Regions from separate parts of the Homo sapiens genome. Here all the other regions are linked to region 4. A link is a contact called in ENCODE Hi-C or POLR2A ChIA-PET data. All regions are on one chromosome and are shown on one strand. The core of a region is the stretch at or near the end of the contact, and the rest is flanking DNA. Distances in the headings are between cores, read along the strand shown. Region 1 has its middle 12 kb from the start of LINC01460. Region 2 holds the start of MRPL33 (mitochondrial ribosomal protein L33). Region 3 holds the start of ABHD1 (abhydrolase domain containing 1). Region 4 holds the start of NRBP1 (nuclear receptor binding protein 1).

Region 1 (2,753 bases), core at 46-2,545, 280 kb after region 4:
TCATGACCCCACACCTGCCCTTGTCCCTCCCTTTCTTCCACCCGATGAGGCATACCTGCTACTCTAGAAATAACAGGTTATTTGCCCCAAACACACCTTTGCTTTTTCCTCTCCCTATATTTTCTATCAAGCCTTTCTGCATAGGCCTCAGTTTCCTTGTCTATTAAATAGAGAAAATAATACCTACCCAACAGTATTGTTGCAGAGATTAAGTAACAAATATAAACTTTTAGCCATGTCCAACACATAATCACCTCCCCCCACCCCATGTAGTTATTATGAGTGTCATTGTGGTCTTCCTTGCTCATGTTTGGTAAGTAAGGTACTACTTTTTTTCTTTTTAAGACTTTATTTTTTAGAGCAGTTTTAGGTTCACAGAAAAATTGAGCAGAAAATACAGAGATTTGCCATTGTCCCCACTCCTCTCATACACAGCCTCCCCCATTATCAACATTCCCCACCAGAGTGGTAAATTTGTTACAACTGATGAACTTATATTGACACATCGATATCACCTGAAGTCCACAGTTTACATTAGGGCTCACTCTTGATATTGTACATTCTCTGGGTTTGGAGAGATGTGTAACGTCATGTATCCATTATAGTATACAGACAAACATGGTTTCATTGCCCTAAAAATCTCTCTGTGCTCCACCCATTCCTCCCTCCCTCCCCCAGGCCCGACTCATTTTTAACACAATCAGCTTGCCCCAAACTACCTTCAGGAGGCCTCCCTGATTGCAGAGACTATCACTAATCCCTCCTTCCCCACTAGCGCTACAGCACTTTATTTCTACTTCTATTACAGCCCTTACTCCAACGGCTTGATATTCATTACTGATATGTGTGTTTGGGTTACTTACGTTTGTCACTTACAAGTTCTTGAGGACAGGAACTACATTATCTTGTACCCCATCCATGGCACCTAGCAGTTCACAAATTGGTGCTCAGTTAGTTAACTGTTGGTTTCAATGGGTGGAGGGCTGAAGGGCAGGTCCTAGCCCCAGCCCTTCCTATCCTTGGGTTTTTCTGTCAGAGAAGGGATACCTTCTAGCCACTTTTAGTTCCAGGACCTTGCTCCAGACAAGCTGGATAGTCTAGGAACTGACCATTTTAGCAAGTTTAATCCAGAGGGCTGGATTTATGTCCTACTTGGGGCAAAACCAGGCATGAACTACTCCTTCCCATCAAGGAGCGCTGCACTCCAGCAGCTGGCTTTAATTTGGATTTTCCAGGACCAGCTGCATTTAGCTGGGGTTGGTTGGGTTTCCTCAGGTCTGCCTTTATCACGCACACCCCGTCAGAAGTTAATGCAACCACGGCAGGGAGTGACCACAAGGGGGCAGTATAGACCCATTACAATGCGGTCAGCTTGCACAAGGGGCTGAAAGAAGATAAAGGTTTCAAAGCAGAAGAAAGAGTAAGAATCAGAAAAAAAGGAGGATTGTGAAAAAGTTAGGAGCAGCAAGCTAGTTTCGCTCACAGACATTCCTGGACCCAAGACCTGGCAGCAGAAAGTTAGCCAGAGACACCGGTCAGGCCCAAATGGTGCTCCCAACTCTCCTCCAAAACTGCCTTTTCCAGTGCTTAATTTCACTTAGAGAAAGTCGCTCTCCATTTATAATGCCAATATTCTATGGAGGACTTTGGGCATTGCATATTTATTCCTTACACACTATATTTCAGCTTTACAGTTTACAGAGGATTTTTTTCACACTTGTTAAAAAAAAAAATCCGAATCCCCTATTAGACTTAAAAGGTAAAAACAGATGTTAATTACCTCTGTTTAAAGAAACTGAGGCACTGGGCAGGGTGGCTAACACCTGTAATCCCAGCATTTTGGGAGGCTGGGGCAGGTGGATCGCCTGAGGTCAGGAGTTCGAGACCAGCCTGGCCAATATGGTGAAACCCCGTCTCTACAAAAAATACAAAAATTAGCCAGGCATGGTGACCCCTGCCTGTAGTCCCAGCTACTCAGGCTGAAGCAGGAGAATCACTTGAACCCAGGAAGTGGAGGTTGCAGTGAGCCCAGATTGCATCATTGCACTCCAGCCTGGGCATTGCAGCGAAACTCCATCTCAAAAAACAAAAACAAAAACAAAAAAAACCTGAGGCTAGACACATGAAGTGACTTGCTCAAAGGCACACCGAGTTTGTGGTGGAACTACATCTAGATGTGAGTTTCTTTCATTTCTGTTCCTTTGCTTAGTCCTTCTAGTTTTCAATTGTTTATGTCTGTAAGCTTAGTGAGTTTTTAAGAGCAAGGACTATATCTGATTCATCTTTATATCCCTGAATGGTGCCCCTTAATCTTTAGGGCTATGGCTGGGTGTGTTGTATAACACCTTCTCCAGAGTTAGAGTCCATGATCTATCTCTTATCCTCCATGATTCAATAATTTTGTGATTTTGAGGCACGGCCCTAACAAAGACAGTGGTGGCTATGAGTGATCCTACTGGCTGAGCATTTCAACAAGGGCAGCCACTTGGCTGCATCCTTCGTAATACAGAGAGGTTGTGAGACAGTTTTCCAAAGTATACACGAGTGTCCCTGGTGTCACGAGAGTCGACTTTAGGGGATGAGGATGAAAATGTTTAATTTTAGTAGCTACACATATAAATACATATAAACAGTATAAATGTAATATGTCACATTACATATACATATTAAAATATATATGTACATTTTAATATATATGTACACATATATACACACATATGTATTGCAGCTTAGAATGAAGTTAACTTTTTTAT
Region 2 (3,050 bases), core at 52-2,551, 340 kb after region 4:
GGAAGGATTTCGGCACCTGGAAGGTACTCAGTAGCTGGAGTCCGGTTATGGGAAGATAAATATCAAGAATGATTAGAAGGAAAAAAAGTATTATAGGTACTAAGGAGAAGGACGGTCTTAATTTAAAAAATTGAATTGTATTGTATGGAGAGCTGATTTTTTTCCTCCTCATCTTCTTTGTGATGGCACAGAGAGCTGAATTTTCTTTAAAACAGTTTTATTACTTTTTTTTTTTTTTTTTTTTGAGACGGAGTCTCACTTTGTCGCCCAGGCTGGAGTGCAGTGGCGCTATCTCGGCTCACTGCAACCTCCGCCTCCCGGGTTCAGCTAATTTTTGTATTTTTAGTACAGGCGGGATTCCGCGACGTTGGCCAGGCTGGTCTCAAACTCGTGACCTCAAGTGATCTGCCTGCCTCAGCCTCCCAAAGGGCTGGGATTACAGGCGTGAGCCATGCGATTAAATCTTATTTCACATCTGTAAGACTTCATATGTAGATACAAATCACGGATTAGGAAAAAAATCCAAAAGTCCTGATTATTAGTTGCGAAATGAGGTTACTGACGAGGTCCTTGGTGTTAGAGGAGCCCAGGTTCCTTACAGAGCCATGAAAAATTAATGATTGCAAACTGGTAGGTCCCAATGTCTACTGGGAAAGGCATGAGTCTTTGGAGTCAGATAAAATCTAGGTTTAAATTCTTACTCTGCCACCTGGTAGTTCTGTGATATTAGGCACGTGATGTGAATGCTCTCAATCTGTTATTTGGCTTCTATGTCAGGAACTGTGCTAGGTGTTTGGATACAGAAGTTTGAGATGCAAAGGGTCCTGCCCTCCTAGAGATTGGGATAACTAAGGAAAGGTGGGGTTCTTAATGCCGAAGGGACTCAGAAGAGTGAGAGTAAGGCTTAACCAGGCGGAGAGGGAGTTGGGTCGGGGGAGGCAACATTTTAAGAAAATATGCGAGGGGCTGATACGCTGGAGCGGCCGAAGTACAATACACAGTTGTTCTTGTGGGTCTAATGCAGGTGGTTGCGATTATTTCGTGAAACAAATATGGAAAGCACCTAACGCTGAAAGCACTTGACCCAGAAATAGGAGTCAGGGCCGGGGCGCGAACCCTGAGCTGTAAATCCCTTTCCAGAATGATGAGGATTCCAACCTCCAGCACGACAAAAGCAAAACACACTCGCTCTGAGAAACCGAGGAACGAGCCAGACGACTGGAGGCAGGTTCCAGGCGGGGGGCGTGGCCTCGGGCGACTGCCGGATGTCCTCTTCCAGAACCGGGCCGTGCCCCGGAAGCAGTTGTTGTTGGTTGGGGGCCTTTTGGCCGGTGACGGAGACTGCCCAGGTGTGGTCACCATGTTCCTCTCCGCGGTCTTCTGTAAGTGGGGCTGGAGACGCCGGTAGGGGTTACGGCGAGGGTTAGGGGGCCGTGACAGGCAGGGCCCCGGAATGATGCGGGGAAGGATGTGCGAACAGGACGGGAAGCTGCAGCTGCGTACTTTTCCAGGCCTTCAGGACCACAGCGTCCGGCATGCCCCGCGGCGCGCCTCCCTGCGCGGACCTGTGGGTGCCTGAGAAGGGGTCTGCGGTGTCTGGATTCAATTGCCGTCCTCACGGACCGTTGAGTCTGGCTGTGGGGCGTTTTTCTCCAGCCCGTGTTAGGAGAATCTTTGTCCGAAGGACCTCAGAATTTGCAGCCCACCTATTTCGAACTCTAAAAATAAGGAAACCGCTCCCGAGAGGGGCAATGAATTGCCTGAGTAATGCGGCAGGGCAGTTAAAGAAGTCCTCGGGCTCCCGAGTCAGTGCTCTTCTTTACCCTTGGCTGACTTCCCAGTTAGATTTAGTATCTGGTTTTCACCACATGTGATGGTTGTTGTAATTTGCAAAGGTTAAACTTGTCAAACAAGAAGCTTGCTGCAGCGCGAATACTTGCACCTTAGAAGAGGGAAAAAATGGAGCAGGTATTACTTTAGAAAGATTTAAAAGGTAGCCAGTCCAACAGTCATGAAATTATGCAAAATATTAAATCTAGAATTGTGTTGGTCTGATTGGATCTTTTAACCTTCCTTCTATAAAATCCTAAGGGGATCCCTAATAGATAGGGAATAGTTACTTGAGTGACACCTCATGGCATATTTCATAAGTTAAATATTTTTGGTTATTACTGATATTTATATGAACTTTGCATAAGAAAGAGAATACATTTATATTTTTATTTTCTTTTCCAACCCTTCCTGTCTACAAAAAAGTTGCCAAGAGCAAGTCAAAGTAAGTAAAGATTTTTCCTTTTTTAAACGTCACTTGTTTATGTTGGATTTGTTAGTCTAGCTGCTCCCAGTACATCCTTATATGAAATTAAGCATTGGGCCTTGATTTCCTAAGAGTTGGTTTGTGGATTACTTAGTTGATTATTTTTTCTTTATGAACTCTTTCAAAAATATTTTCCCTCCTGCTGAACTGAGCTACTTCTGTGAGCATTGAAATACTTGAAGGAACCTTTGCTGCTTTTCTAGTCCCAGGATTTGTGAGCTCACTGTCTGTTTCTAAACAAACCATTGGGCTGTGCTGTATTTGGACTACCACCATATTTCCATTTCCTCAAATCGAGGACCAGGGGCCATGTGTCTGGAGCTCACTACGGGAATCCAGAAGAACAAACTCTGCTTTGATTAAATCATAGTCTGTTTTAATGAGTTTTGTAATCCTTTGCATTCATGGTATAAGCATTTCAAAAATAGCCAAGATTAAAGATTCCATGCTGTACCAGAGAGACTAGAACTACCAAACTTGTATTTCAAAATAAATGTTGTAGACAATAACAGAAGATTTTGTGGTAAAAATAGGGAGGTTCTAAAGCAGCTTTTCCTTGCAACTCAAGACATTGAAAATCCTTAAAGCTAGTCTTTTGGATTAACGTTAATGAAAAACATGTATGTTAGCGCTTTCCCTCCCAGTATCTTTCAGTGATTCACGTAGCTTTCGCCACAGTCCAGTTATTTATGTCAAAATTCCCTGCCCCAGGGATCTATAGGAATCTCTTGCC
Region 3 (2,959 bases), core at 43-2,542, 300 kb before region 4:
CTGTCCCAGGGATGGACACTTTATATCTGTGCAGTCAGAAACCTGGAGGTCATCCATGTTCCTCCTTCTTCCCCTGCCTCCAATCTACTACCAGGTCCTATCAATTCTGCCACTGATCTTGAAGATCTTCACTCCTCTCCTGGGTATCCTCCAGTCCGGGCATCTTTTGAGCCTGGCGTTCTGTTAGCAGCCTCCCAGTGGCCTCTCTGCTTCTACTTTCCTCCTCCTCCAATCTATTCTCCAAGCAACTGAATGATTCTCCTAAAACATAACTCATGTCACCCTTCCCTTCTTAAAACCCCTGGATGGCTTTCCTCTGACCCTAGGATAAACTGCAGCAATTATGTGGTCCTTGACCACCCACATGCTCCAGCCACACCAACTTTCTTTGTTCCCTTAAGACATCCTTCACCTCCAGGCTTTTGCCTTTGCTGCCCCCTCTGCTAGAACACCCTCGCGTGAAGTCCGGGCACCTCCGCAGTGCTCCCATGGCAGCTGGTACTTCTCTTGTGTGGACCATGTTAAGCCCTGATGACTTGTGGACCTCCTAGAAGCTTTACGGTGTATTGATACCTAGGCTCCTCTCCAGACTAACTGTATCGGGGGTAGGGCCTGGGCACTGGTAGTTTTAAAAATCCTAGATGATTCCGATCTGCAGTCAAGGTTGAAAGCCACTACTCTTAGTAGACGACCTCCTATATTTCAATGAAGACACGGACAGTAACATGGGGGGTCTGTATCAAGTGCCTGGTACAGGGCGGGTGGTGAGCAAATTATCTACTGTACGAGGACTGTGTGGCAGGGACTGTATGAGACAATGCAGAGTGACACTGCAGGAAGGTGCATGTGTTGCAATGCCACCACTGAGCAGCTGAAAGCTTTGTGACAGTGTGGGGTGTCACAGTCGGACAGTGACTGGTGAGGGTCACTGTGAATGGCTGTAGTGTGTGACAGAGCAGAATGTCACTGCAGGAGTAGCTGTGTCCTGTGCGTGACTGACTGCGAGCGCCTAAGGGACTCTGGCCAGGCTGCTGGACTCGGGGCGTCGCCGGGGAAGAGTTTAAGGGAGCTGGAGATGCCCCGCACCAAGATGGCAGCTGGGGGAGGCCGCTTGTCTCGGGCTGCACAGCCAAGAACCGCGGAGGGGAAGAAGGCAGGGGAGGGCGGGAGGCCATTCGCAGGTCACTCGGGTTAGATCCGCGCGAGGCACTAGGCGACCAGCCACCCAGCCCCGCGACCAACTAGCGCCGCCTCTCGCCGCCCATCCCGGGGCACCGGCGGTGGGCGGGGCCAGCAGCGCAAACTGCCTGCAGCGGGGACCGGACCTGCACAGGCCGCCTATGGCGGGCGGCGGGTGGGACCGCGAGTTACAGCCGGCCAACTGGGGCCAGCCAGGAGCCTGAGGGTCGGAAGCCCCCAACACAAGATGCTGAGCTCCTTCCTGAGCCCCCAGAATGGCACCTGGGCAGACACCTTCTCTCTGCTCTTGGCTCTTGCCGTTGCCCTCTACTTGGGCTACTACTGGGCATGTGTGCTTCAGGTGGGTGCGGGTCCACCGCTCTGGCCAGCGGGTTTGGGTGTAGGGGGCAGCTTCCAGACACGGGCTTGGGCCCTTGGTGGGAACTGGGATGGTTGGGCTTCCCCACAGGTGAAATTTGCTACCACCGAATGGAGAGTCGGCTCTGCCTCTCTAGTGCCTCTGCATCCCATGTGATCCCCATGCCAGCTGGGCCTTTTGGGTACCGGAGGGTGCTGCTCCCTATAATGTGGACAAGCATTTGGGGAAAGGTGGGGTGGAAGGCATCCTGAGGTATCAGAGATGTGCACACTTTGCGTTCCTTTTTAGGTGGTTTAGCTGAGTCTTTCAGCTGCACTGAAGGAAGGAACCAGAGGTCTGTGGGTCATGGCTAACTCCCAATACCACCCACCCCCCAAATAGCTTAGTAGGACCTCCCTTCCCTTAAGGGCTGGCTGAGGTCAGAACTGGCCTAGCTCAGAACTGATGGATGACCCCAACTGTCCTTGCTCATTCAGCCGTTTTATGTTCCAGGCTCTCCATATAGTGAGTGTGATGAGAAAGTTTGAAGAGGTTGATTTTGATGAATTTGGAGACTTTTCTCACTGAAATTTAGATATATACATAATTTACATATCCAGGAAAAGCCAAATCTCTTCATCTTCATTAAACTCTGTTCTAGGTAGCTGAGTCTAACAAGACACCTACTGGTTCGAGTCCTTTAAAAAGGTCTATAGGAGACTTTAGTGTTACCTAGACTTTTCCATATTTTCAGAGCTTTCTACATTAGCATATATTGTTTACTAAATGTCTTCCTTAGGGCCGGGTGTGGTGGCTCACGCCTGTAATCCCAACACTTTGGGAGGCAGAGGCGGGAGGATCGCCTGAGGTCGGGAGTTCGAGAGCAGCCTGACCAACATGAAGAAACCCCATCTCTACTAAAAATACAAAAATTAGCCAGGCATGGTGGCACATGCCTATAATCCCAGCTACTCGGGAGCCTGAGGCAGGAGAATCACTTGAACCTGGGAGGCGGAGGTTGCAATGAGCCTCGTGCCATTGCACTCCAGCCTGAGCAACAAGAGTGAAACTCCGTCTCAAAAAAAAAAAAAAAAGTCTTCCTTAATAAAACAGTTAAAAACTCCAAGCCTCACAATACTCTGTAGGCCTCACTTTATACATCAGATTTGGAAGGTCACTTCAGAACAAAACTGCCCCTAAGGAAACACTTTCCTTTACTTGCAACTAGCTGCACAGAAATCTGGGCCCCTGCTGCTTTATAGACTAAACCCTTTATAAGCTAACGAATACTGGTTAAAATGCAGGAAAAGTGCCATTCTGGAGGCCCTCTAGATACGGTGTTTGGATTGGCCAGCACTGTAATGGATCTATACTGATTTAAGCATAGCAACCAGTGCCATATTGTAATACTAATTCATTCTC
Region 4 (2,983 bases), core at 213-2,712:
AGAGAAGGCCCATAAGTTACATCAGATTTTAAAAAGGGTGTTTGAGCCCCCCTCTTCCAAAGATAGAAGAATCAAGGAAGAAAGGGTAAAACATACATACATATATATATATATATATATATATATATATATATATATATATATTTTTTTTTTTTTTTTTTTTTTTTTTTTTTTGAGACGGATTCTCACACTCTGTTGCCCAGGCTGGAGCGTAGTCGTGCAGTCTTGGCCTACTGCAACCTCTGCCTCCTGGGCTCAAGTGATCTTCCCGCCTCAGCCTCCCAAGCAGCTTGAGAGAACAGACATGTGCTACCTCGCCCGGCTAATTTTTGTATTTTTAGTAGAGACGGAGTTTTACTACATTGAGCAGGCTGGTCTCGAACTCCTGACCTCAAGTGATCCGCCCACCTCGGCCTCCCAAAGTGCTGGGCGTGAGCCACCGCGCCCGGCCGAAAGATTGGTTTTAAAAACGAGTATTTTGAGATGATGAGAAAACGAGAGGGTTTCTGCCAGTTGTCCTTTCTCCCAGTGAAACAGGATTAGAGATTCTCTTTAATGACAGTAAAATTTGGTGATTGTGACATTTCCAAGTTCTGTTGATTGATTCATCATCTTCCCTCCATCATACACGTCTAAGGGCAGAGTGAACTTCCATCCTGAAGGCTCCGCGCTTAGTTTTCGCAGATTAATAGCTCACCAAGAATTTATCATCTTTTCTTTCCACTAACTCGAAACCAATCTAAATTCTTTCCAAACATCTTCTCAACGTAGTCTCCTTTGATGAAATTTACTGTTTCGGATTCTAGACTTGGCTCTTACCAACTTAACTTTCGGTTAATAGCTTAATACCTCTGATTCAGGTTTTTGCATTTGTCAACTACCATTGAATGATAATTTCAATGAGTTCGTTCTTATGAGGATCAAATGAAATAACATCTGTGAAAACCTCTTACAAAGTTTAAGCAAATAGTGCTAAGCAATCACCAAGCGTTAACTACTAATTTTCAGTGTTAGGTAAATTTTAAAAGCTTTCCGGAGAATTGGCGTCCTGCACACCAGTCTCGTTCCAAAATAATGCAGGCGGGGGCTGGGGTGGGGGCGCTCCTCTCGGACTGAGGCTATGTCTTTCGCTCCTTTTGTCTTTTCCAGGCATTAGAACTGTCATGGCGCCTTCAAGAAGAGGTAGGAGGCCCTCTCTGCGTCCAGCAGAACCATCTGGGGCACCTGGACCGGGCGGTGGGGTGGACAGAGAGACGAGCCCCAGCTGGGACCGAAAACATCGACCCCTCCGAGAGGTCTCGGCCGGACCGGCGCAAGGGGAGGAGAGCGGGTGGAAGCCCACCCCAGCGAACGCCCGAGGGCCGGGCCCCGCCCACCCAGAACGTCACCCAATGGAAACCTGCCGGCGGTGCGGCACCGCCCATCGTTGGTCCGGGCGCCGCGAGGGCGGGGCCCGCAGTTCGGTTGCGCTGCGGAGCGCAGCTGTGAGGGAGTCGCTGTGATCCGGGGCCCCGGAACCCGAGCTGGAGCTGAAGCGCAGGCTGCGGGGCGCGGAGTCGGGAGGTGAGCGCCCAGGGAAAAGAGGGCCCGGGAGGGAGGGGTTCGCGAGAGGACGGAAGGATCGGCCTCCGAGGCCCGGGACGGTGGGACCCGCCAGTCGGGTGCTGAAGGCGGCCCTGCTCACTCAGTAGCCCAGGCCCGATCGGGCCCTGCCTGCTGGAGCCGAGGGGCCGCTTCGGCCCCGCAGTCGCTGCTTAGCCCTCCCTGGCGTCTCTGGCTTGGCGGCGGCGCCCCGGGATTCTGCGGGCGCGGGTCGGGAGGCCCTGGCGTTCGCTTGGAACTCCGGCTGCGAGAGGCGGGGCCCGGCGGGTGGGGGCGGGGGCGGGGGCGGCGGTCGCGGCCCGGCGGCCTGCGGAAGCTCGGCGGCCTGGCCTGGCCTGCTCGCGGGGAGGTGCGCAGACTGCGCGGGGGCGTGGCCTGCGCCCCTGACTGCGCTGTCGGTCCGGCCTTTGATGAGGTGGCCGCCGCTGGCTCCCTGGGCCCCAGCCTGGTTCCCGCGCGGGCCGCGGCTGCCTTCCAGACGCAGGGCATGCGACCTGTTGGAGTGTGAAATTCTAGGGGCCGGGTTCCTCCCCAGAGCGGTTTTATTTCCGACTGGACTGTGCTGCGGGTCTCAGAGGCCCTCTGGTCCGTTCAGGGTGAGGACAGCTGAGAGGCCTGGGCCCGTGAGCTCTTGCAGAGGAGTTGACACGCAGAGGGGCTGCTGTCCAATAAACGAAAGTGTCGGGGAAAAACTTTGCAGGGCGATCTGCATTACTCCAAAGTGAACACACTGCATGTCTCAGGGTGGCTGGAGGCGGCGAGAATCCCCTTATGGGAGTATATGAGCTTTTCCATGTGTTATCTCTTTAAAACCTCTCAGCGGCTCCGAGACAAAACTCCCAGTGTCGCAGAGGTTTCTTCATCAATAGGAGTAGTGCTGGAGAATCTTGGGCACTGCCCTCATTTTGCCTGCGAAGGAAAAATTAGGAAGGGATAAAAAGTCACAAAAATTAGGAAGGTGGGGGGGATAAGCAAATTCCAAGGGCATCTATCTCTGATGAAGGGTTGGTGTCTCCTGTGGTGCCCTACTGTGGATTAGTTATTTGTGTCCTCGGTCCAGAAGTTTCTCTGGAGCCCATTGGCTACAGCTTTCCTGTATTAGAATTCTACTGTTATTTCCTACTGTAGTCTGGCTGGGAATTTTATTTAGTTGTTCAGATTTTAGATGCATTCAGTGAATGCAGCTGCTCAAGGAAGTAACTAATAGTGTCTTACCATTTTCTTAGCTACTTTTCAGAAGAAGGAACATGATCTCTAACAGAAGTTTTCTGGTAGATTACTAAAACAGGCAGATAGTAGCTTTCCTGGCTGGCTGAGTTAAATCCCTCTCCAGCGATCCTCCCACTTCAGCCTCCTAAGTAGCTGGGATTACAGGCATGAG

The links. Hi-C counts contacts between places; a loop is a spot of excess contacts on that map. ChIA-PET counts read pairs that join two places held with the same protein, here RNA polymerase II (POLR2A). Pooled maps may share reads with other maps.
Region 1: a loop to region 4 is called in a pooled map, with 2.4 times the contacts of the local background. The contact joins the enhancer-like site here to the promoter of NRBP1 in region 4. A Hi-C loop is called at or near these places in 1 of 50 pooled maps. POLR2A ChIA-PET finds 5 or more read pairs at or near these places in 2 of 52 experiments (PC-9 and activated CD4-positive, alpha-beta T cell).
Region 2: a map with no recorded cell type shows a loop between it and region 4 (16-fold over the local background). The contact joins the promoter of MRPL33 here to the promoter of NRBP1 in region 4. A Hi-C loop is called at or near these places in 1 of 37 single-sample maps with no recorded cell type and 7 of 50 pooled maps. POLR2A ChIA-PET finds 5 or more read pairs at or near these places in 1 of 52 experiments (K562).
Region 3: a loop to region 4 is called in a pooled map, with 3 times the contacts of the local background. The contact joins the promoter of ABHD1 here to the promoter of NRBP1 in region 4. A Hi-C loop is called at or near these places in 1 of 37 single-sample maps with no recorded cell type and 10 of 50 pooled maps. POLR2A ChIA-PET finds 5 or more read pairs at or near these places in 4 of 52 experiments (HEK293, Panc1, activated B cell and 1 more).

The regions. Positions count from the first base shown.
Region 1 is chr2:27,702,601-27,705,353 of GRCh38, forward strand. No RefSeq gene overlaps it. Among named protein-coding and RNA genes, the nearest start is that of LINC01460, 12 kb to the right of the region's middle. RefSeq lists a silencer at 1,296-1,365. Within about 2 kb of position 1,296, at least 5 of the 41 ENCODE cell types and tissues checked have a DNase peak (open chromatin) inside an H3K27ac peak, as active enhancers do; they include PC-9, where a contact is called at or near this core.
Region 2 is chr2:27,770,418-27,773,467 of GRCh38, forward strand. MRPL33 (mitochondrial ribosomal protein L33) reads left to right here and starts at 1,302. Exons shown (of 4, transcript NM_004891.4): 1 at 1,302-1,382; 2 at 2,257-2,275. The coding sequence starts at 1,361. RefSeq lists enhancers at 944-1,063, 1,297-2,113, 1,354-1,483.
Region 3 is chr2:27,122,523-27,125,481 of GRCh38, forward strand. It overlaps ABHD1 (abhydrolase domain containing 1), which reads left to right and starts at 1,293. Exons shown (of 9, transcript NM_032604.4): 1 at 1,293-1,540. The coding sequence starts at 1,427. RefSeq lists silencers at 1,138-1,217, 1,238-1,377.
Region 4 is chr2:27,427,169-27,430,151 of GRCh38, forward strand. NRBP1 (nuclear receptor binding protein 1) reads left to right here and starts at 1,463. Exons shown (of 18, transcript NM_013392.4): 1 at 1,463-1,563. RefSeq lists a silencer at 1,831-1,980.